Linked DNA regions of Homo sapiens: regions 2 and 3 are each linked to region 1. Evidence: read pairs that join two places in POLR2A ChIA-PET (ENCODE). Cell type or tissue: CD4-positive, alpha-beta T cell. All regions are shown on one strand. Each heading gives the region's core, and the rest is flanking DNA. Links, peaks and the distances in the headings are about the cores only.

Region 1 (7,871 bases), core at 3,364-5,863:
CACGCACACCCACACACCTGTGCACACACCCATACACATGCATGCCCACACCCACATGTGCACACACCGTACATACCTGCACACACCCACGTATGCACATGGTCAACACTCACCCACTCAGGCACTCTTACATGCACACACGCACACAGACATGGCCACTTTCATGGACACACACCCACACACGCCCACATATACACGCATGCCCACCTAAACCACTCACTTGACCAAATAGCTTTTCAGGAGAGCGCCTGGTCCTGAAGCTTTCTAGGCATTTCGGTAGCCAAACCCTCTTGATCGTGTGGTTCCAGAAAAAGCCAGTGCGGCACCCACTTACCCGTACTGCAGCCACCGTGGTCCCGGGAAGAGGGCTTGCTTCCGCAGAGCTAATGAGGGAAGCGGTCTCTGAGAGTAGAAGGGAGGCCTCGGAGGGAGGTGGTCTCCAAGAGTAGCCGGGAGGCCTGGGAGGATGGTGGTCTCCGAGAGTAGCAGGGAGGCCTGGGAGGGTGGTGGTCTCCGACAGTAGCAGGGAGGCCTGGGAGGGTGGTGGTCTCCGACAGTAGCAGGGAGGCCTGGGAGGGTGGTGGTCTCCGACAGTAGCAGGGAGGCCTCAGAGGGAGGTGGCAGAGCAGGCTCTGCTCTCAGGAAGTGCCCCGTGGGTGGCGACGGGCCGAGAGGTGCTCTGGGGGACGAGTTATGGCTCTGAGCTGCCCGTGCAAGGCAGGGAGGCTGCGTTTTCATGCGTTCACACCTCAGTCCCTGGGTAAGGACCTCCCAGGATGTACCTCCAGCACCCCGGTCATGCAGAGGCCTGGGAAAGCCTGTTGAGGCTGGAGGGGTGGGGGCACATTGGTGTGTTGGGGGACCTGTGTCGTGGGCACGGCTCCCCGTTTAGGGAAGGCACTGCGGTGATCACGCACTACCAGTAAGTATTTCAGAGCCCAAAACGCGAAAACAAATGGAAGAAGTTCCATGTCATAGTGAGTCTTGGCTGGGCGCAGTGGCTCACCTGTAATCCCAGCACTTTGGGAGGCTGAGGCGGGCAGATCACTTGAGGTCAGGAGTTTGAGACCAGCCGGGCCAACATGGTGAAACCCTCTCTCTATTAAAAATACAAAGCTACTCGGGAGGCTGAGGCAGAAGAATTGCTTGAACCTGGGAGGTGGAGGTTGCGGTGAGCCAAGATGGCGCCACTGCACTCCAGCTTGGGCAACAGAGTGAGACTCCATCTCAAAAACAAAAAAGAAAAACAAATAAAAATACAAAAATTAGCTGGGTGTGGTGGCGGGCGCCTGTAATCCCAGCTACTCGGGAGGCTGAGGCAGGAGAATCGCTTGATCCCAGGAGGTTGTAGTGAGCCAAGATGGCGACATTGCACTGTAGCCTGGGCGATGGGGTGAGACTCTGTCTCAAAACAAACAAATAAACACACACAGAAAACAGTGAATGTTTTTATTACAAATAATAAATGTTTGCTTTTACATACCACACCTCATTTCCCCAGGGGTTCCTGAGCACCCCCCCCCAACCCCCTGCTCACCCTCCTTCATTCTCTCCACAGTGTTTGAGGCATATTTTGTGCCAGGCCCCTCCCAGGGCTGCTAACAAGAAAATACAAAATAAAAATGGCAGAGAAGCGAGTGCCTCCCGCGTATGGCAATGCCAGCCATGAGCCAAACGGCTGAACAGAGTCCACATCTCCCTCCGGGTTTCCGGGGTCCCCTGCTCAGGCCTCACCAGTGCAGCGCGGACGTCAGACCGCTACCGTCTCACTCAAGGCTCCCGTGGGCCAGGGTCCACCTGGGTTCTGCTCCTTGGGATATTGGCAGGATCCCGGGCCCTGCTGCTGTGGACTCGGGACTTCACTTCCTTGCTGGTCAGAGGCTGCGTGAGCTTCCAGAGGCCACCTGCTGTTCGTGTCACCTGGGGCTCCCCGGCCCAGCCATGTGCTTCCTCAAAGCCACAGGGGAGGGCCAGGTTCCAAAGAAATGGGCATTGCAATCCTGTGTAACACAATCACATTCCTCCACTCCACTTTGCTGTGTTCTGTGGGTTAGAATATGGTTATCGCCGGGACACCAAACAAGGGTGTCACCAACAGGAGGTGGGGGGCCTTGGGAGTATGGCTACCACACAGGAGGAAACGACAGCTCCACTCCATCACTGAACCTGAGCTCAGCAGTGGCTTTGAGTGTCCTGGCAGCCACGCAGGAAAGGGACTCTGCTCAGAACACACATGCAGAAGCAGGACACACTCCTGCTCTCAAGCCCAGCGCTGAGCCCATCAGCGCTGAGCCCATCAGCGCTGAGCCCATCAGGGGCAGGTGTCCTGGGCCTCCGGTCTCAAGGGCATCATTTCTGTGCAGGCAACAGTCACTGGGCTGTCCTTTCACGCCCTTTGGACACACAGACAACACAAGTGGTTCCCAGAAGCCCTCTGTGTCCTGTCAGGTGGTGACAGGTGGGGGTGGCTGTCCTGTGTCCTCTCAAGTGGTGACAGGTGGGGGTGGCTGTCCCCTCTGTCCTCCGTGGTGGTGACAGGTGGGGGTGACTGTCCTGTATCCTGTCAGGTGGTGGCAGCTGCAGGTGGCTGTCCTCTGCATCATGACCCCACCTGTGTCATGGCAGGGCCAGGCTCATCTCCAGAAACCTCAGGTCAGTGATCCCTACGGATGCCTTTTTACATCATGTCAGAATCTGGAAAGTCTGTTTTATTTCATTATCTGAAATACTTTTAAGAGTGGTAACGGTAGCATTAGACTGATAGTTACATGGATCTGGGACATCTGTGGCACTGGTGCATAAACATCTGAGCCATTTCCATCATTTAACTTGTCCAATCCTTTCAACAGCCTTCTGTGCTGGGCGCGATGACTGCTCTCTGCACAGATGAGTAAACTGAGGCACAGGTGCCTGGACCCTTGCCAAAAAGTGAGGGAGCCAGAGATTCTAACCCAGGGCCCAGCCCTGAGTCTCACCCCTGCCCTCTCCCATCTGCCTGTCCCTCCACAACCCCGATGCCCGACCCTGGGTGGAGAAAGTACAGGGAGGGTCTGCAGCTGCCCAGCTGCAGTGTCCAGTGTCCTGGCGACAGGACCCGGAGCAAACCAGGCCTCGGCATGGGCACGGGATGAACTCAGGGCACCGGTGGGGTGTTGGCCGTTTCTGGGTAACAGACCTACAGGTGATGTCTTTTCCTCTTCTTTCTAAGCTTTAAAAATTACCATTGTGATTAATAGAACTTTTTAGAATTTTAGATACAGTTTCTCTGTGTGAACAAGGCTTAAAGGATATGAGAATGTTTCTGTAGCTTACAGGTCATAATACTATCTTTGAATACACAAATTGAAAAGCCACTTAAATATTAACCTTTGATTCTGAACCAGGATGAGCTTAACGATGGGGACCTGCAGGGCGTGGCCGGCTGGAGCCCATGGCCAGCAGCCATGGCTGAGGGCATACTTCAAAACGGTCATTTCTGTCCCACTAATACTGTGTAAATATGTATGCCATCCAATTTTTAACCAAATAAAATGTTCTGTCTGACGGGTCCCTTCATCTATATGACAAACAGTTTTAAGTAAAGAGGATCTCAGCTTGCAGAATAAGTAAAATTGTTTAAATTCTAGATAAATGTGTTCAGTGCTTGATGGGCTAATGCTGGCTGGATTTGTGAAGGTCAGTCATATACATGAAAATTCTTCTGCATTCACCTTAGAAGAGCGATATTTTTAGGCGAACAGAGCTTGCGATATTTTCTTTCCGTGCCACCTGCCCGCTTGGTGTCTGGCCCTGCGTCCTCAGAGGACCATGGTGGGCTGGTGTTCTTGGAGAGGAGGCCTCTCCAGGGCCACCAAGAGGGGGCTGTGGCCCAGGCTGAGCTCTTCTAGTGGCATGAGGGACACGCTTTATTCATGTGAGCGTTGTGAGGTGGGAAGGGAGGCCAGCCAGGGGAAGGGTAGAAGAATGCCTGTTGCTTGGGTCGGAGGCTCGATGGACTTTCACTGCTGGACATAGTGTGAACATGGGAGACGCAGGTTCAGCGATCACGTTTCACTTTCCCATTCCCCGGACCTCAAACTCAGGCCTGTGTAACTAAAGGTTCTGTGCTGCCAGGCTGGGCGTTTCCCCCAGGGAAGGCACGAGAGAGCGAATGCAGGGCCGGCCGCGGGGCCTGGGGACTGTGCCGCTCAGCACCACCCACAGGGCGTTCCTTGGGGCGTGGCCTGGGCCGGGGCGGTAGGATCCCTTGGACAGGGCCGTGTCTGGCTCACAGGAAGCTGCCCTCATGGAACGGGGTGCAGTGGGGTGTTCGTGGTCCTGCTGCCGTTGGCTGGGCGCAGCCATCCCTGCCGGCTCCCCCGCGCCTGTGCCCCGGGCCCTACTGCACCTGCACGGGCGGGGCTCTGGGGCCGGCGCGGGGAGTGAGGCCGCCGGTCTCCTCTGCTGTGGTCGGTGTGGGGGCCGGCGGGGCGCAGAGCTGCTCACCCGGCTGACTCCCCCTTCTGCCCTGCTGGCCTCTGAGCCGGTTCTCTGGGGCCTCTGTGAGCGCCTTGTGCCCCCCACACCCGCCGTGAGTACCGTGTCTCTCTGCTCAGCCAGGTGGGCGCCTCTGCTGCTGCTGTTGCCACCGAGTGACTGACTGACGCAGCGACGCAGCCACCGACACCCAAACACTGGAGCGTTTTACCCAAATGTAAAAGTCTAAACTTCCGGCTTCTCGAACAAAAGAAAACAAAGGAAAACGTCAGACGCCCCGTTGACGCCGGGCGCGCGTGGCCGCGGCCGAGCCGCTCTTCAAAGCCGGCAGCGTCTGGTCTGGCCTGGCTCCGCCAGCTGCCCGCAGGTCCTGTCCTCGTGGCTTTCTGCCCTGTCCTCCCTGGCCGGCTGCACTGGCTTCTGTGACGCTCGCTCCTTGCTGCGCAAGTGCAGGTGCAGCACCTTAAAGGCTGAGTGCGTCCCACACAGCGGGGCTGGAGCTCGGCACCTTCAGTCCACCCCAAACACCGCCCTCCCGCTGTGCACGGCCACTGCTGCCCCTCCTGCACCCCGACACATGGGGAGCTGGTCTGAGCCTGCCCCACCTGCTCTCCTGTGATCTCCCCTCTGCCACCCCCATCTCGCGCTCCATACCCCTTCCTCAGACCTCCTTGCCTGGGGCTGCTCTCCCCAACTCAGCAGAGCAGGGCTGGCCAGTACTAAGGACAGGGGCGACCACTGGTCCCCAGAAATCCTGAATCCAGGAAACCCCTCAGTCCGGGGCAGACCGGGATGGCCGACCACCCTGACTAGGGGAGGGCCGTCAGAAGTCTTTGACCCTGATCTAAGTTCTCTCTGCTTTGCTGAGTCTCTTTCTGTCTCTCTCCTCCTCTCCCTGTCTGAATGTCTGCCTGCCTCTCTCCCACACACATCTGAGACACAGGTCTCACAGAACCGCCCTTGCCCTTCTGTCTGTCTGTCTGCCTGCCTCTCTCTCACACACACACCTGAGACACAGGTCTCACAGAACCGCCCTTGGCCCTCTCTGCCAGGAGGGTGGTTCTCGGAGGTTCCCATCCTCTGTGGGGATGCTGACAGCTGTGGGTCATGGCTGGTGCCGCGGTTCTCACTCTTGGCTGCAGAGAGCAGCTGGGGGCTGCAGGTCAGGCCACACCTAGCTCCCCATGGCCCTGGTTCACTTAAGTGACAGGCTGGGGTGAGGGGAGGAGGAGGCCAGGGTGTGACCGTCGGTTCCATTTCTGCTTTCCCCCAGCTCCCCAAGTCAGGCACCGGCACAGTGGCAGTTGGTTTGTGGGACACCCATCTGTCAGTAGGGCATGAGTATCCTTGGCTCTGTCCTGCTGAATCATGGGTCCTGGCTGTGGCGCCAGGGCCAGCTGTGTTTGTGATCTGGTGCATCCTCAGGAGAAGGAGAGCAGGCGAGGCGCCAGGGAATGTAGGATTTGCTGATGAATTGTGTTTCAAAAAAGGTGGCTTTTTTTCTGTTGTCAGACTTCAGGAAACAGGTAGAGGCTGTGACCTTTGGGCCAGTCAAATGAATCTACAGAGATTAAAGGAGGATTGTGGAGTGAAAACCAAAAAAAGCCAAACATAGAGGAATCCGTTTACCCTTTCAGCCACGTATTTCGCTGTTGCCGAACCTTTATTAAAATGCTTCTCTCAAAGGAAAAATTGTATAGTTTTTTCAGGCTTCAAAAACCCAGGCCATGTGTCTAAAGGTCACTTGACGAACAGCACAAATCCCATGGTAAAGGGCAGGGTGCGGAGGGGTGAGCCTCCCATCCAGCACCAAAGCGGGCTCTGAGGGCTTATCCCTCCCAGGGAGTCCAGCACCAAAGCGGGCTCTGCGGGCTCATCCCTCCCAGGGAGCTTGGGTTCTGCACAAACAGTGTCAGAAGAAAAGACTTCTTCAGACATTTTGAAATTAACATTTCATTTGTATTAAACAGCCCAACCCTCCTTGGAGAGCAAGTACTAAATACAGCATCCACACAGTCAGCCCTGTAGGGGAATTTGAGATTGGACCAGAATGGCAGACTTGTACATGTCATCCAGGACCTTCCACCCATCCATCTGCACATCTATCTATCCCTCCACCTACCCATCCACTCATCCATTCCTCCATCCATCTATCCATCCACCCATGCTTCCATGCATCCATCCATCCACACATCCATCTGTCCATCCACCCAAGCATCCATCCATCCATGCATCCATCTATCCATCCATTCATCCGTTCATCCATCTATCTATCCATCCCTCCAACCGTCCATAACCTACCCACACATCCATTCACCCATCTACCCATCCATCCATCCATCCATTCATCCATCCACAAATCCACTTGTCCATCCATCCATCCATCCATAACCTACTCACTCCCCACATCAACCCATCCACCCACACACCACCTATTCATTCATCCATCCATCACATACCCACCCACCCGTCTATCCATCCATCCATCATCAACCCATCCACTCACCTACCCATTCATCTATCCACCCATCCATGCATCTATTCATCCAGCCATCATCTGCCTGCCCATCCATCTAACTATCCATATATCCATCCACCCAACCGTAATCAACCATCCATCCACCCAGCCATCTACACACCCCCTTTCCCTCTCACCCTCCCTCCCTATCTCCCTTTCTTCTTTCTTTTGTCCATCAATACATCCATTCATTTACTCATCCATCTATCCAACTATCCACTCATCCATTTATTCATCCAACCATCCACCACTCATCCATTAACCCACCTGTGCATTCATCAATCTATTTATCCCTTTCTCTCTCTCTCACCCTTTTCTCTCTCTCCTTTCATCCATCCCTCCCTTCTTCTGTCCATCCATCCAGCCTTCCATCTATCCATTCATCCCTTATCTATCCACCCATTTATCCATCCACCCGCCCCTTCACCCACCCATTCATTCATCCATCTGTAAACATATTAAATGCCACTGCCTTCCATGTACCAGGCCTGTTCAAAACACTGGCAGAAGCGAGTGAGACTAACTCAGTTCCTGCTGGGACAAGAGACAATGGGCCATCTGCCTTCAACAGAACACCTGCTAGGGAAGACCTGGGGAGAATGGGGGTTTCAAGGAACACTGGCCAAGGGCCAGAACCCAGAAGCTGGAGTGGGAACAGACTTTCAGTGGTGATGTCTATGGGAAGCTGACATGGCATAGGAGCTAGTGGGTTAAGGTTGGAAAGTTCATGGTGAGAACAGAAAGAAGGTAGTTCCAGATGAGGGAACAAGAGGAAGTACAGGATGGGAAGGAGAGTGAAGCCTGGGAAGGCATCCCAAGGGCCGGGAATGTCTCAGGTACCCAAAGGCCCAGGCAGGATGGACCTGCTTTCTCTAAT
Region 2 (7,871 bases), core at 1,963-4,462, 130 kb before region 1:
GATTCAAACCCAGGTGTGCCTGAGCAGCGGCCTCTGCTCCTGGGAGTCCCCGCCCTGTTCTGTCCAACCTCCCACTGAGGTCGTCCGCCCACGGCGCCCGGGGCCGCTCCCTTCCAGTTTGCAGGGCAAAGGCGCCCCCAGGCCGGCTGCCAAGAGCCCCTCCTTCCTCACAGCTCCTATACGGGGGCTCCAGGCACCAGAGTGCATTTACGACACAGTCTGTGGACTTGGGCCCACCATAAACACATTAGGCTCGGTCACTCAGACATTCTCTGAAGCAGCAGCAATAAATGACGCCATATCCAGTGGCCATAAGCCCCCACCCCGACACCAGGCACGTCCGGGCTGCACTCAAACCAGAAGCCCTGTCCAAGGTGCACTCAGTAGGACCCGGCCATACCATAAGGCCCCACCAGGGACCTGCTGGAAGGCTCTGGAGCCACTCACGCAGGGCCCTCGGTTTCGTGTGGCCCAAGCCAACTTCTGAGGAGGGGCTGTTTCTTCACCCCAAGACTGCGTCCCTCTGAGCCGCCCCTCCTGTTCTCTGCAATCCTTCCAGTTCCTTCTGCCTGAGGAAGGACGTATGTCCAGCTCCACTGCGAGCCTGGCACCCGCCCTGGGAGGTAAGTCTGGATGAGACTAGGAGATAAGAGGATAAGAGATGAGACTGGGAGATGGTAAGAGGATGACAGATGAGACTGGGAGATAAGAGGAAGACAGATGAGACTGGGAGATGATAAGAGGATGAGAGATGAGACTGGGAGATGATAAGAGGATGAGAGAGCATCACCAGCCCCACCCTGAAGCCTCCTGTGTCCACACCCTCCACTGCCCCACCCTACCCACCCTTCAGAGATCAGAATCCTGGTCTACTCTTAAGAGAATGGCCAGAGGCGGAATGTGACTTTCAACCTGAGTTGGGGCGTTCAGGAGGAGGAATCCTGGATTTTATACAGGATGGTGTCATGCCCCTGCCCCCCACCTCCATGAAAGCTGATGGCCCAGAGGATGTGCACCAGGGAAGCACATCCGGATCCACGGCTGCAGGTGGGAGGCAGGGGAGGAGGGGGCCCAGCCAGGCTTCCCCATCTTCCCCGCCACCCAGACCAGCCCCCCCCATCACCCCTGCCACCCCAGCTGGGGCCCCCATCATCCCTGCCACCCTGGCCAGGCCCTCCATCATCCCCGCCGCCCAAGCTGGGCCCCCAGCATCCCTGCTGCCCTTCGGGCCTGGACTTACTGTTATGTCTTCCAGGGTGGGGGCTCCCACTGTCTATCCCCTACCCTCCTTCCCCTCCTGCCTCACAGCATCAGAAACCTCCCAGGCCCAGCCAGGCCATGGGCCCGCACTGACCACAACCCCATTCACTCATAGACTTCCGTAAATGCACAGCCAGGCCATGGGCCCGCACTGACCACCACCCCGTTCACTCACAGGCTTCTGTAATTGCATACAGTGGTGTCTATGCAGTGCACATTAGGATTCAAACATGAGATTTTTTTCAAAACTGAAAAACTCATATATTCAGTATTTTACTCCCACAGCACCTCCCCCCAATTTGACCCACAGGGACCCCCATCCAGGTGCAGGGTCCTCGCCTGTGTACAGGGCACACCTTTGGTCACTCCAAATTCCCAGAGCTCCCAGGGTCCTTCTCAGGGTCTCCACCTGGATGGTGGGGGTGGAAGGCAAAGGAGGGCAGGGCGAGGGGTGAACAATGGCGAATCTGGGGATGGACTATTCCTATGTGGGGAGTGGAAGCCGGGCTCCTGGTGAGGAAAAGCTGGCCCTGGGGTGGAGCCGAGCGCCAGCCTGTGGGGAAGTGAAGACGGCAGGTGTGCTGGACACTCAGCCCTTGGCTGGACACTCGCTCAGGCCTCAGCCGGACACTCAGCCTTCAGCCGGACATGCAGGCCTCGGCCAAACACTCACTCAGGCCTCAGACTCCCAGCGGTGCGGGCCTGGGTGTGGGCCGCCCCTCCCTCCCTGGGACGTAGAGCCCGGCGTGACAGGGCTGCTGGTGTCTGCTCTCGGCCTGGCTGTGGGCGGGTGGCCATCAGTCCAGGATGGTCTTGAAGTCTGAGGGCAGTGCCGGGTTGGCTGCGGCCTCCAGGGCAGTCAGCGTCGTCCCCGGGAGCTTCCGACTCAGCTGCGTCTGGGCTGCGGGGCCAAAATCAGACTCCGTTCCAGAAGAGGCCAGAGGTGGCATCCTCCAACCCTCCTAGGACGTGTGGGTGGCCGGGCAGGCAGGGCCTGCACCTCGTGGCCCTGGCTGGTGGGAACCTCAGTGAAGGGACAGACACCCCTCCACCGGGGCGAGCAGACAGGCAGCCCAGTGACGCTGGAGCGGCGGGGCGGGGAGAGAACTTGCTCAGGACCCCAGGAGCTCAGGGCAGCAGCCAGGGAAGAGGCTGTGAGAGGACACAGGTCAGGGGTCAGAAGGCTCCCAAGCGTGGGGAGCCATCGCCCCTGAGATGGGAAGCAGGGGTTCAAGAAGTTGTGGACCCTGCCAGGCTCCGTGGCCTGGGGACACCAGCGTTTAATCACATAGGGCTGCCAGCGTGGCTCCAGGCCCCCAGGGTCAGGCCCGGGGGCGTCTGCACTTCAGCAGCATCTGAGGCTGCTCGCCCCACACAGGGCGTTCAAGGATGACCCCTGGGCAGGTGGGGCCCGCACTGGCCTCCACCCACACTTGCCTGTCCTGAGTGACCCCAGGAGTGGCACGTAGGTGACACGGTGTCGAGTCAGCTTGAGCAGGAATGCTTGGTGGCACAGCCACTGCACGGCCTCGGAGGGCAGAGGGCCGGCGGCGCCCTTGGCCCCCAGCGACATCCCTGGGGGAAAACAGAGGCTGAGGAGTCACAGGCCCAGCCCAGCTCCCCTCCCAGGAGACACCGGAAAGCTGCCCACACCCGACGGTCTGCGGGGTGGCTCCATCTCTGGCTGTCCCGACCCAAGCACCGCAGGAGTCACGACAGAAATGTTTTCTTCGGCTTCTCCAGGTGAAATTTCCACAACACAGAAAGAACAGAAAGTAGAAGCTGTTAAGCTCAGGACCGCAGGTTCGACATGGCTTGAATTTCAGACGGATCAGAAACCTCCCTGATGCTGGACAAAGTGTCCAGGGGCAGAGGACGGTGACTGGGAAGCAGAGGACGGCGCGGGGCTCTGTCGTGGTGATACGCGGCCTCTGCTCCTGAGAGGGGTGGGGTAGCCTGGGCCTGGCCTCCTCCTAAGCCCTTGGCCTGGGTTTGCACAAGGGCCCTAAGTGCCATGGACGGGAGACAGCCCAATCCCACCACAGGGCAAACAGGAGAGGCCAGGCCCCCCAAATCCCACCATGGGGCAAACAGGAGAGACCAGGCCCCCCAGCGCTTCCCCAGGCAGAGCAAGGTGGGAAGGATGGCAGCTCCCAGACAGCTCCTGTCCCTTCCATCAGGTGCTCTGCTCACCCCACGAGAGGGCGGGCAGACGAGCCTGACAGTGGTTGGGTTAAACCACTTCCTGATGCGAAAAGGGGTAAGAACTTCCTAAGCCCAGATTCACTCAGTCTCCTGACACACTAACACCAGCAGGCAGGCACTGCTGCCACTGAGGCCAGGCACCTGCACATACCTGCGTTCTTGGCTTTCAGGATGGAGTAGCAGAGGGAGGCCGTGTCAGAGATGACGCGCAGGAAAAATGTGGGGTTCTTCCAAACTTGCTGATGAAATGGGAGCTGCAGCACACATGCGTGAAACCTGAGAGGATGGCGGACAGCGTCAGAGGAAAGGCCTCCTAATCAGACGGTGCTCGTGGGTGTGGGCATGGGCCCACCGGTGCCTGTGTGCGTGCATGAATGCACATGCATGGGTTTCCTCATGGGCACAGGTGCACACACACGGATGCATGCATGCATGTCTGTGTGTGTGCTTGTGTGTGCGAGTAGCTGCGTGTCTGTGTGTGCACAGGTACACTGCGTTTCTGTGCACCATCTGTATGAACACGCATGTGGAGGCTGAAGCAGCTCCATCCTGGATGCCAGCCCCCCATGCTGGCTTCTGATTAGCCCCTGTTCCGGGAAGGCCTCTAAGGTTTCCAGTTTATCCATTGTTCCTTGTGTACCAGCAGGTACTTATCATGAATCCTGCCCTTCGTCAGACAACCTTGATGTCATCGTATATCAACGTCCTGCGCATCCCTTCTGAGCCACCCGCCCCTGTGGTGCATAAACCCTGGGTCTGGGGTGATGGTGTGAGGACCCATCATCTCATCTCACTGACACCGAGACACCGACTTGGCTTCTGTGTGTAGGTTAAGTTCCTACTAAATGTTTCTTTCCAAGAAACTGCATTTGTCAGTCTTCTTTGTTGTTGTTGAGATGGGCTCTCACTCTGTCACCCAGGCTGCAGTACAGTGGTGCAATCTCAGCTCACTGCAGCTTCCACCTCCTGGGCTCAAGTGATCCTCCCACTTCAGCCTCCCAAGTATTGGAACTACAGGCGCACACCACCATGCTCAGCTAATTTTTGTTTTTATTTTTCATAGAGATGGGGTTCTACTATGTTGCTCAGGCTGGTCTTAAACTCCTGGGCTCAAGGGATCCTCTCGCCTCGGCCTCCCAAAGTGCTGGGACTACAGGTGTGAGCCACCGCGCCAGCCCTGTCAGCCTCCATCTTTGGCCTCTCAGCTTCCTGGGACTTTGGGGCAGGTGTGCACAGACCTGGCTACCATGAAACAGCACATGTGCACATGTGCTCATATGTGCGTGTGATCAGAGCCCCCGTGTACCTGGTCTGACCCTCTGCCTGAGCCCCCCGTGTACCTCATCTCACCCAGTGCCTGAGCCCCCCATGTACCTGGCCTCACCCACTGCCTGAGCCCCCCGTGTACCTCATCTCACCCACTGCCTGAGCCCCCCATGTACCTGGTCTCACTGACTTCCTGAGCCACTTCTGGAATGACCTGAGATCACACCAGTCAAGCCAGCACCCCGGTTTCAGCCTCTCAGTAACTCTGCTGAGGTGGGATGTCTTTTCCCCATTTAGCAACAACGGAAGCCAGGCCCAGAATGTTTTTAAACAAATAAATAAGCCTAAGGTCCCGGGGTTGCCACACGGCCACGCTCCTGACCCAGGAGGGAAACACCTAGCATGGGTGAGGGGCTCTCTTCCAAAGGGAGAAATAGCCACCTGCTAGAGGTCGGGGCGTCCACCCCAAGCCCGTGTGGAGGCGCGGCCAGCACGGGCCAGGAAGGCCGAGCCCCAGCGGATTTGAATCAGACCCCGCCCCCAGCGCCACGTGGACCACCACAGCCTCGCCCACTGCAGCCTGGCTGCCGTGAAATCGGGGCCCAGCTCTCCGTTCTCCCACTCCTGCCTCGAGGGAAGGGGATTCCTGGGCCTTCCACGTGCCTGACTCTGTGTTTGGAAACGGCCCGTGGCCCATCGCATCTCGGCCTCCTCAGGGCTACCCAATCAAGCGACTACCCAAGGGTCCCCACATGGGTGGGGAAACTCAGCCGCCCTGCCCTGAGCCCAGGCCCTCTACGGGAGCTCCTCGGAGCTAGAGACCCTGGTGGGGAAATGAGGACAAGACTGAGCTGAATATGGGAGGAGCAGGTGGCAGGTCACATGGCCCTGGGAGTTTCCCAGGAGTTTTCACCTGGGAAAACTCCTCTGACCTCATCATGGCCCAAGGAGGCCCCAAGCACGCCAGCTGGACCCTGGGGTCAACCACAGTGTCAGACACCTCCAGTCCTCAGTGGCACCTGTATCCAGCACACCCCAAGGGTTTCCGGAAAGGAGTCAAGCAGCTTGCACGAGGGCCCAGGCACGCGTCAGGGAGATGCAAACGAGGGAAGATTTGAGGCAGAGAGAGAAGGCAGAGAGGAGGGCGGTCTGAGCCGGACGCACCCTGGAACTGAGACAGCCTGGTCCCAAGCCTCTGGAGCTGGTGCAAAGGCGGTAACATGCAGCTGTGGCTCTGCCCTCCCTGCCAGAGCATGAAGGCGCAAGCACTCGGGTTAAAAACCATTTTCATGGTACGACCTTGTAATGGAAAACTCTCCCGTGAGCCCTTGCTGGGTTTCCACGATAGACGACGACCTCATTTCACATCAAGTGTGCACGGTAATTCGCGCAGCCTCGGCCCTGGGTAACACAAATGCTCACACTCCTTCTCAGCCCTCATGGGGCGAGGGCTTCGGCCTCCTGGCATTCAGCTCCCAGTGGCTCGGGAGGCCTGTTGAGGTGGAGGCCCGGGCCTGTGGTGCCCGACTGCCCTTTGGTACAGCCCCGAGGCTTGTGCCACCACCTGCCCTGACTCCAGGCAGAAGCTGGCCCTGTGGCCTCCACAGATTGGCCCTTCCCTCTGTGATAAAGTTGTCGATTCTTGGCAGGGGCACCCCCTGACCAGCCAGGACAGGGAACGTTCCAGGAGCACAGCCATGCCCAGAGCACAGGTGCTGGCCGGGCTGTGTGGGGAGCCACAGCTCTGCTGCACCTTCCCGGGGGTGGGGCCAGCGACCCTCACCTGCACCCACCTCGGCCCTCTTTGCTGAGACCCCAAATCCTCCGGGCATCTGATCTCCCATCTACTGTTCAGACACCTTCCCAGCCTCCTCTGCTAAGACTCCCCATAAACATCTCTTTACCCCATGCCCCTGCTGCCCTGGGATGGCCTCCATGACGTCCCACGGCCAGTGCACAGGCACAGTGGGGACACCTGGGGCCACACCGGCTCCTACCACTACCCAGAGATGGAGAACAGGTGCTTTGCACAGAGCCACGCGAACAGAACTGTGCACAGGCAGCAGCACCACTGAAAACGTAAGACATTCCTTGCCCCTAAAACCCAGGAGTTCCAAGGTGAAGCCCCGGGTCAGAGGTGAGCAGAGCGCGGAGGGTCCCTGGAGGCTGGGCCTGCACCCCTTGGTGGCGGCTCACCTGTACGCCTGCAGCAGGAGGATCTTGTAGATGTTGGTGCACACCGTCTGGAGGCTGTTCACCTAGAGTCGCCAAGAAAGAGTGAGAAACGGTAGAAACCTCTCTGGGATTTTAAGTTTTTACTTTTTGCTTTATCATCCATTCAGATGGAACAAGAAAGAGGAACATTTTGACAAGAAACTATCCCTCTTCCCAGTGAAATCCGGCCTGGCCCTCACCCGGCAGCTGCGAACCACCCTGGGCGAGTCAAGACTCTGTGTCATCTGCCTGCCCCCGAGGCTCGGCCAAGACAGGAAGGAACCAGGAGAGGGAGTGGACGCAAATGCCCACAGAGAGGGGAGGTGGACGCAGATGCCCACAGAGAGGGGGAGTGGACGCGGATGCCCACAGGAGAGAGGGAGTGGAGTGGATGTAAATGCCCACAGGAGAGGGGGAGTGGACACAGACGCCCACAGGAGAGAGGGAATGGAGTGGATGTAAATGCCCACAGGAGAGGGGGAGTGGACACGGACGCCCACAGGAGAGAGGGAGTGGATGCAGATGCCCACAGGAGAGGGAGTGGACGCGGATGCCCACAGGAGAGGGGGAGTGGAGTGGATGCAGATGCACACAGGAGAGGGAGTGGACGTGGATGCCCACAGGAGATGGAGTGGATGCAGATGCCCACAGGAGAGGGAGTGGACGCGGATGCCCACAGGAGAGGGAGTGGACGCAGATGCCCACAGGAGAGGGAGTGGACATGGACGCCCACAGGAGAGAGGGAGCAGACGCAGATGCCCACAGGAGAGGGAGTGGATGCGGACGCCCACAGGAGGGGGGAGTGGACACGGACGCCCACAGGAGAGAGGGAGCGGACGCAGATGCCCACAGGAGAGGGAGTGGACGCGGACGCCCACAGGAGGGGGGAGTGGACACGGACGCCCACAGGAGAGAGGGAGCAGACG
Region 3 (7,871 bases), core at 2,294-4,793, 150 kb after region 1:
TTTGTAGGATTTTTCCCCTGATAAATATAGAATTCTAACTCAACAAGTTTTTATTTTGTTTGTATATTTATTTGCTTTTGAAATTTTGTCTTTATTACTGTTTTCCTGCAAATCAGTTATGATGTACCTGTGTGTGAGAAATCACTGAGCTTCTTTGATTTATGGGTTTATACTTTTAATAAAATTTAGAAAACTAATAGTCATTATTTCCTTTTTATCATGACTTTATTGAATTATAATTGATATATAATAAACCACATAAATTTAAAGTGGACATTTTGCTGTTTTTATATATACACACATATATATGTACACACACACACACACACACACACACACACCCTATGAAATTGCCACTGTATTTAAGATAGGAAACATAGTTATTATTCCCAAAAGCTTTTTCACTCCCTTTTGTAATCCCTACATCCCACCCCTACACATTTCATCCTCAGGCAACCCCTGTTCTACTTTCTGTTGCTGTAAGTTAGTTTGCATTTTCTGAAATTTTATACAAATAAAATCATACAGTTTCTTCTTTGGTTCCAATTATTTCACTCAGCATAACTATTTGAGGTTCACCTTTTTTTTTTGTTTTTATCAATCATTTACTTGTTTTTATTGCTGAATAGTATTCCATTGTATGGATATTTGTTTATCCATTCTCCTGTTGATAAATATTTGGGTTGTTTCTAGTTTGGAACTATTACAAATAAAGATGCTGTGAGCATTTGAGTACAAGTCTTGGTATGGATGTATGGCTTTCATTTTTGTTGGATAAATACTTATCAGTGGGAAGCTGGGTGATACATTTTGAAAGAAACGTTCAAACTCTTGTCCACAGGGGTTGGACCATTTTACATCCCCCAACCCAGACTGTGTATGAGAGTTTCAGTTCTTACATATTTTTGCCTACACTTAGTATGGTAAGACTTTTAGGTTTTAGGCATTCCAATACATATGCAGTGGCGTCTCGTTATGATTTTAATTTGCTTTCCCTTTGAACAATGACCTAGAACATCTGTGCATGTGCTCATTTATCATCCACAAATCTTCCTGATGTGTTCAAATATTTTTCTCATTACAGTATTTTTCTTTGTTTTATTATTAATGGGTCTAGAGAGTTTTTATATATTGTGAATACAATTTCTTTATAAGATAAGTGATTTGCAAATATTTTGTACCATTCTGTGGCTGCTTTTTCATTGTTTTAACAATATTTCTCAAAGAGAAGTTTTTAATTTTTTATGTTCAATTTACCTTTTTAAAAAACAATCATGCTTTTGATGTTATATCTAAAAATATCTCTGCTTAATTCAAGGTTATGAATAGTTTCTCTTGTTTTCTTCAAGAAGTTTTATAGTTTATATTTTATAATTAGGTCTATAATCCATTGTGAGTTAATTTTTACATGGTATGAGGTATAGATACGAGTTTTTTATTTTTATTTTTTTACCTATAGATGTAGAATTGTTCCATATCATTTGTTGTAAGACTATCCCTTCTCCACTGAATTGCCTTTGCAGCTTGGTGAAAAATTGATTGACCACATCTGTGTGCTTCTGTTTCTGGGCTGACTATTCATTGCATTGACCTATTTATTCATTTGGATGCAAGTCTTGACTACTGTAGTTTTATAATATGTCTTAAGATCCGGTGACATTAGTTCTTAACCTTAGTTTTTCTTTTTGAAAGTTGTTCCAGTTTTTTGAGGTCCTTTTGATTTCCATATGAATCTTAGAATCAGTTTGTCAATTACTACAGAAAAAATTCTGCAATTTTGAGATTATGTTGGCACCGCGCACAAATTTTGGGAGAAATAACATCTTGACAATATTGAGTCTTTTGACCCCCTGTCATGGTACATCTCTCAGTTCATCTAGGCTTTCTTTAATTTCTCTCAACAATGTTTTGTATTTTCCAATGTGTAAATCTTACCCATCTTTTGTCAGATTTATCATTAAATATTTAACATTTTGTGCTACTGAAAATGGTACTTAAAAATTTTTGTGAACTTGTGGAGAACGTATATTCTGCATCTGTCAGGTGTAGTGTTTTATAAATGTCAATTAGCTCAAGCTTGTGGATAATGATGTCATGTCTTCTATTTTTAACTGATATTTTTCTCTGATTGTCTTTACTGATGTGTTGTTCATATTGCGATATGGTTTACTTCTCCTAATTCTTTTTTCTTTTTACCTTTGCTTTTGGTGATTTGAAGCTCTGTTATTAGGTACACACATATTTAATTATGTCTTTCTGATGAGTTGAGCCTTTTAACATTATGAAATATCTCTATTTCTGGTAATACACTACGTTTTGAAGTCTGTTTTTTCCTGATATTAATAAACTCACTCTAGTCTTAGTTTTGCATGGTACATTTACTATCAACCTATTTGTGTCTTTATATTTAATATGGATCTTTTGTAGACAGTATATAGTTTTTTCTTGATTTTTCATTCTTTTTCTATCAGCCCATTTACCCCCATTCTTCATAGCACACTTTTAATGTGCCTTATATCTACATTGATTACCTACCCTATAAGAGAATATAATAATTTTTGCTTAGCCCTATGTATTTTAAAGAAATTAATAGTAAATTAATAATCACTTCATTTACTATTTCTGAAGCTCTTTATTCCTTTCTGAAGTTCCCTGTTTCCATAAGGTATAATATATGTTCATCCTGAAGAATTTCCTTTAACATTCCTTACAGTACCTGTCTGCTGCACGTGAATAGTTTTTTAAATCTGAGTTTTTAAATCTTTGTTTTGCTTTCACTATGGAAGGATATTTTAATGATTTTAGAAATCTAGGCTGACAGTTTATTTTCATTCCGCCCTTTAAAAATCTTGCTGCCCTGTCTTCTGGCATCTAAAAATGCTGGTGAGAAATCAGCAGTGATTTAAGTCTTCGTCTTGTGTGTGTCATGTGTCATTTTTACCTGGCTGTGCTCTCTTTTTATCTTGATCTTTGGTCTTTGGCAGCTTGATGTTAATCTTCCTAATTGTGGTTTTCTTAGAGTGTATCCTGCTTGTAGGTTTTCTGAGATCCTTGAATCTGAAAATGTACATCTTTCACTACACTTGGGGACTTACCTGCTACTATATCTTCGGATTTTTTTTCTGCTACTTTTTTTTCTCATTTCTTCTTCTGGAGCTCCTATTACAGATATATAAGCCTTTTGATATTGTCCCATAGGTTCCTGAGATTCTGTTCATTTTTTTAAAAATTTCCCTCTTTCTTCTTTATATTGAGCAATTTCAAATGATCTGTCTTCCATTTTAATTCATTTGTCATTGCCGTTCTGCTGTTAAGCCAACCCGGTACATTTGTATTTTCAGATACTGTATTTTTCAATGTTAGTTTCTCACTGGGTTCTTTTTAGTAGTTTCTTTTTCTCTGCTAATATGTCCCATCTTTTTATTTATTGTGAGTGTGTTTTCTTTGCTCTAAGCATAGCTGGAATGGCCGCCTTACAGCCCACATCTGCTGTCTCCGCACTGGCGCCTCAGGGCTTAGGTTGGTTGGTTGTCCTGTTCTTTGAGATTGGGTCACGTTTCTCTGTTCTTCATGTAGGACGTAGGAGCCTCTGGGGTGCACGTTCTCGCAGTGAATGCTGGTGGTTTCCCTTTGGTGCTGTCTGGTTGGGTCTGACTCACATGTGAACTCTGTCTCCTGGGTGGCAGCCTCTGTTTTGGTTCAGTTCAGTCCTTGGCTAAGCTGCTTTGGGTCACTCCACACCTGGTGATCCTGGTGTTAACCAGTGACGTGACATGGATAGAGCTTATGTACAGAATTTGGGGTTCCTCTTCATGTCTCTTCTCTTTTTAGGGCTCCCCCTTACCCTTCAGTGGATTTTCTGTCATAGTGTTTGCCACTCTGTGCTGTTCTAACCTCTGGCTCAAAGCTACAAAATGGGACAGTTCCCTGTGTATATCTCTTCTTACAAGGTTTACCTCCCATCCCCAATTTGCCAGCTTTTGTTCATTCTCCAAGATAGGTCATCAAAACATTAAAAAAAAAAAAAATTCTCAGGGATCTTGTCTAGTAGCAGCTTACACAGACACAGCCAAAGTGCAAAACTCCAAACTTATGTTTTTAAAAATGCCTGTTCTCTCTCCAGATATCTTAATGCACTTCACAAATGTTTAAAAAACGGAATCAACTGTAACTCTTTCACTTTCACTTTTAGTTCTCATCTAAGATAAACTACCATATAAATTGAGTTGAAAATCCACACTGATGAACTATTTAATAGGAAACAATATGGGTACTTGCCTACAATTTAGGCTTTTTCTGATTTCCAGAAAGGCTACAAATGAAAATGTTTGCTCAGACGTTTACTTTGTACCTGAAATAAGAAGGATGTGGTCCATCTGGTCACTGTGGCCCTGTTTGTGGTAGGGCTGGTGTCAGTATTCTAGCATCAGCGGTGACCTGGGTACTTTAACATGAATTATCTTCTTGTTTATTAACTCCATAAGGAAGTGTTAATCCCAGTTTTCAGAGGAGGACGTTGAATCTCTGCAGGTTGCACAACACACCCCCAGGTGTCGGAGGAGGCCAGGAACAGCACTGAGGTTGGAAACCAGGTTTATGCCTCGAAATCCTGTGCCCGTCCCACCACAGGCACTACCTCTCAAACTTCCAGGTTCTAAATTTGTTGGTTTTGTTCACTGTATGACAGTTGTAGATAGAAATTTAAAAAACGGAAAAGGTTGCCACAAAGCCCTCCTCATTTAATAAAATCTGTGACTCGAGTCTTCTCTTCTGAGCTGGGGTCGGAAGATGGCTCTTTCCCCAGGATGGAGCTCCTTTCAAGGGACACAGCTGCGGTTCCAGGGTCTGCCCGAGTGAGCCTCAGGGTTGGGGGATTCTGTAGTTTGTAGTTTGCTCGTGTTTGCATGGAACTCATGGCAGAGTTTTCCCTTGGCCCGTGTACTCGCTGCTTAGGGCTATCGTAACAAATTACCACAAAGCGGGGGTCTTAAAACAACAGAAATATGTCGTCTCACAGTTCTGGAGGTCAGAAGTCTGAGATCAAGGTGTGGGCAGGGCTGGTTTCTTGAGGGCTCTAAGGGACGGTCTGACCCAGGCCTCTCCCAGCTCCCGCCGCCCCGCCACCCGAGTTCGCGTGGCTGCTCTCCTGTGTCTGTGTCTACAGTTGCCCTCTTCTTTTTCGGATAAGGACCTCAGTCATGGGATTTAACGCCACCTTAAATCCAGGATGATCTCATCTCGAGATGCCCCTCCTAATTACAGCTACAAAGACCCTGTTTCCAAATAAGGTCACATTCACAGGTACCAGAAGTTAGGACTTGGACACATCTTTGTGGGGCCACTCCCCAACTCTACAGCCATCCAATCTCGTACAATTTGGGCAAAATCCATGACAGATGTTAGCGATGAAGTGTGGTCCCTGCTGGCTGTCCATGCCCCCTTTGCCACCTACTTCTCCTTGCTGTGGAGGGCAGAGCTAAGGCTCCCTCCTCGTGGCGCTGGGGAGTTCTGATGGCGGTCCAGGGCCCTCGCCACCATCACCTGAGCGCTCATGTTGCCCACACAGCCGGCCTCGCCGCCAAAGCCTTTCTCCCTCGGACTTCAGGTGGAGAGGCTGCTGCGGTCTCTCCCCCTCCCTCTGGGCTCTGGCCTCTCCTCCTTGTCTTGGCTGATGGCTCCCCCTCATCCAGCTCTGAATGTGGCTCCCTCCACGCCCCTTCCCTCTCTTCTCTGCACACCCTCGTCCTGTGTGCTCTGGACCACGCCTGTGCCTTACACACTGCTTGCCCATGGGTGACGCCTGCATCCGCGTCTGACCTCCTTCTGAGCTCAGATGCACACGTCTGGCAGTGATTTCATGCTTCCGCTTGGAGGTCTGTCTTAGTCTGCTCAGGCTGCTGAAGTAGAAGCCACCATAGGCTTGTGGCTTAAACAACAGACGCTTTTGCTCACAGTTCTAGAGCCTGGAAGTCCAAGCTCAAGGCATGGTAGATTTGCTGTCTGGTGAGGCTGTATCCTGGTTTATATACGGCGCCTTCTCCCTGTGTCCTCATGTGGTGAAAGGGGCGCGGGAGCTCTCTGGGTCTCTGTTATAAGGACACTCATCCTATTCATGAAGGATTAGGCACCGAATCACCTCCCAAAGTCCCTGCCTTCTAATAGCATCACCTTAGGGGTAAGAATTTCAGCGTAGGAATTGGTGGGGGAGGGGGGCGGTAAGCGGGGCACAGTTCAGTACATAGTGGGGTCTAACAGGCATTTCAAATCTACAGCATCCGTGGCTGCACTCCCATCATCCTTCCCAAGCCTACATCCCCTGCTCCCGGGACCACCCCAGGGAGGGCAGCCCATGCTGTGGCTGCTCAAGCCAAGACCTGGGTGCCCTCGGACTGCCCTGCCTCTGCCTCTCACCCTCACTCCCATTTACATTTCCTCATGGCCCAACCTTGTTTGAAAATGTAGGTTTTATTATTATTCAGGTATGGCAAGGCCAATGTGTCAGGAGATGATGCCCACTGACAAGAGAGTTTCTTCCCCACAGTGCCCAAGATGGGGGACTGGAGGGACAGCATACCACGCATGGCCACACAGGCCACACAGGGCCACATGGGGTCACACGGGGTCACACAGGGTCACACGGGGTCACAGAGTCACACAGGCCACACAGGGCCACACAAGCTACACAGGGCCACACAGGGCCATAGGGGGCCACACAGGGTCACACAGGGTCACACAGGGTCACACAGGGCCACACGGGGTCACACAGGGCCACACAGGGTCACACAGGGTCACACATGGGGTCACACAGGGCCACACGGGGTCACACAGGGCCACACAGGGTTACACAGGCCACACAGAGCCACACAGGGTCACACAGAGCCACACAGGGCCACACAGGGCCACACAGAGCCACACAGGGCCACACAGGGCCACACAGGGTCACACAGGGCCACACAGAGCCACACAGGGTCACACAGAGCCACACAGGGTCACACAGGGCCACACAGGGTCACACAGAGCCACACAGAGCCACACGGGGCCACACAGGGCCACACAGAGCCACACAGGGTCACACAGGGCCACACAGAGCCACACAGGGTCACACAGAGCCACACAGGGTCACACAGGGCCACACAGGGCCACACAGGGTCACACAGGGCCACACAGGGCCACACAGGGCCACACAGAGCCACACGGGGCCACACAGGGTCACACAGAGCCACACGGGGTCACACAGAGCCACACAGGGCCACACAGAGCCACACAGGGTCACACAGGGCCACACAGAGCCACACAGGGCCACACAGAGCCACACAGGGCCACACAGGGCCACACAGAGCCACACAGGGCCACACAGGGCTTCACGGGGCCATGTGGGAAGAACCCGTCAGGAGGCATTTCAGCTGGACAGGGCAAGCAGGCTTAGGGTTGGCTCACTGGATTAGTCTGTGGTTCCATGGGCTCCAGGGCACATGTAGAAGCTGCCCCCTGCTGTCCAATACCTGGCCCTGGGGTGGGCAGGGCAGGTGGAGAGCGGGAGGCAAGAGCACCCTGGCCTGTTTGGTTTCCACATGGAAAGTGATGTGGTTTGTCTGTGTCCCCACCCAAATCCCACCTTGAATTGTAATAATCCCCACATGTCAAGGGTGGGGCCAGGTGGAGATACTGAGTCATGGGGACAGCCTCCCCCATACTGTTCTCATGGTAGTGAATAAGTCTCACGAGATCTGATGGTTTTATGAATGGGAGTTCGCCTGTACAAACTCTCTTGCCTGCCGCCATGTAAGATAGGATTTTGCTCCTCGTTCGCCTTCCACCGTGTGTGAGGCCTCCTCAGCCACGTGGACCTCTTTAAACCATTAAACCTCTTT

The links. ChIA-PET counts read pairs that join two places held together with the same protein. Peaks named below come from ENCODE experiments on the same cell type or tissue, not always from the same donor. Only the 100,000 strongest peaks of a DNase experiment are listed, where the experiment ranks them.
Region 2: POLR2A ChIA-PET joins it to region 1 with 13 read pairs; 4 of 35 experiments call an interaction of 5 or more read pairs at or near these places.
Region 3: POLR2A ChIA-PET joins it to region 1 with 16 read pairs; 7 of 35 experiments call an interaction of 5 or more read pairs at or near these places.

What each region holds. Positions count from the first base shown.
Region 1 is chr5:1,381,725-1,389,595 of GRCh38, forward strand. No RefSeq gene overlaps it. Among named protein-coding and RNA genes, the nearest start is that of LINC01511, 5.6 kb to the left of the region's middle. RefSeq lists enhancers at 4,050-4,344, 4,401-4,969. In CD4-positive, alpha-beta T cell, for the core only: no CTCF peak of the experiment used is centred there; DNase peaks (open chromatin) are centred at 4,217, 4,687 and 5,457; H3K4me3 peaks cover 1,760 bases; H3K27ac peaks cover 2,061 bases.
Region 2 is chr5:1,251,671-1,259,541 of GRCh38, forward strand. TERT (telomerase reverse transcriptase) reads right to left here. Exons shown (of 16, transcript NM_198253.3): 13 at 6,928-6,989; 14 at 3,617-3,741; 15 at 2,698-2,835; 16 at 1,497-2,161. The coding sequence ends at 2,058. Among named protein-coding and RNA genes, the nearest start is that of SLC6A18, 30 kb to the left of the region's middle. RefSeq lists a promoter at 658-1,316. In CD4-positive, alpha-beta T cell, for the core only: a CTCF peak has its summit at 3,489 (motif pointing right); a DNase peak (open chromatin) is centred at 3,501; H3K4me3 peaks cover 817 bases.
Region 3 is chr5:1,532,880-1,540,750 of GRCh38, forward strand. No RefSeq gene overlaps it. Among named protein-coding and RNA genes, the nearest start is that of LPCAT1, 13 kb to the left of the region's middle. RefSeq lists a silencer at 3,438-3,575. In CD4-positive, alpha-beta T cell, for the core only: no CTCF peak of the experiment used is centred there; DNase peaks (open chromatin) are centred at 2,962 and 3,612; H3K4me3 peaks cover 1,285 bases; H3K27ac peaks cover 1,998 bases.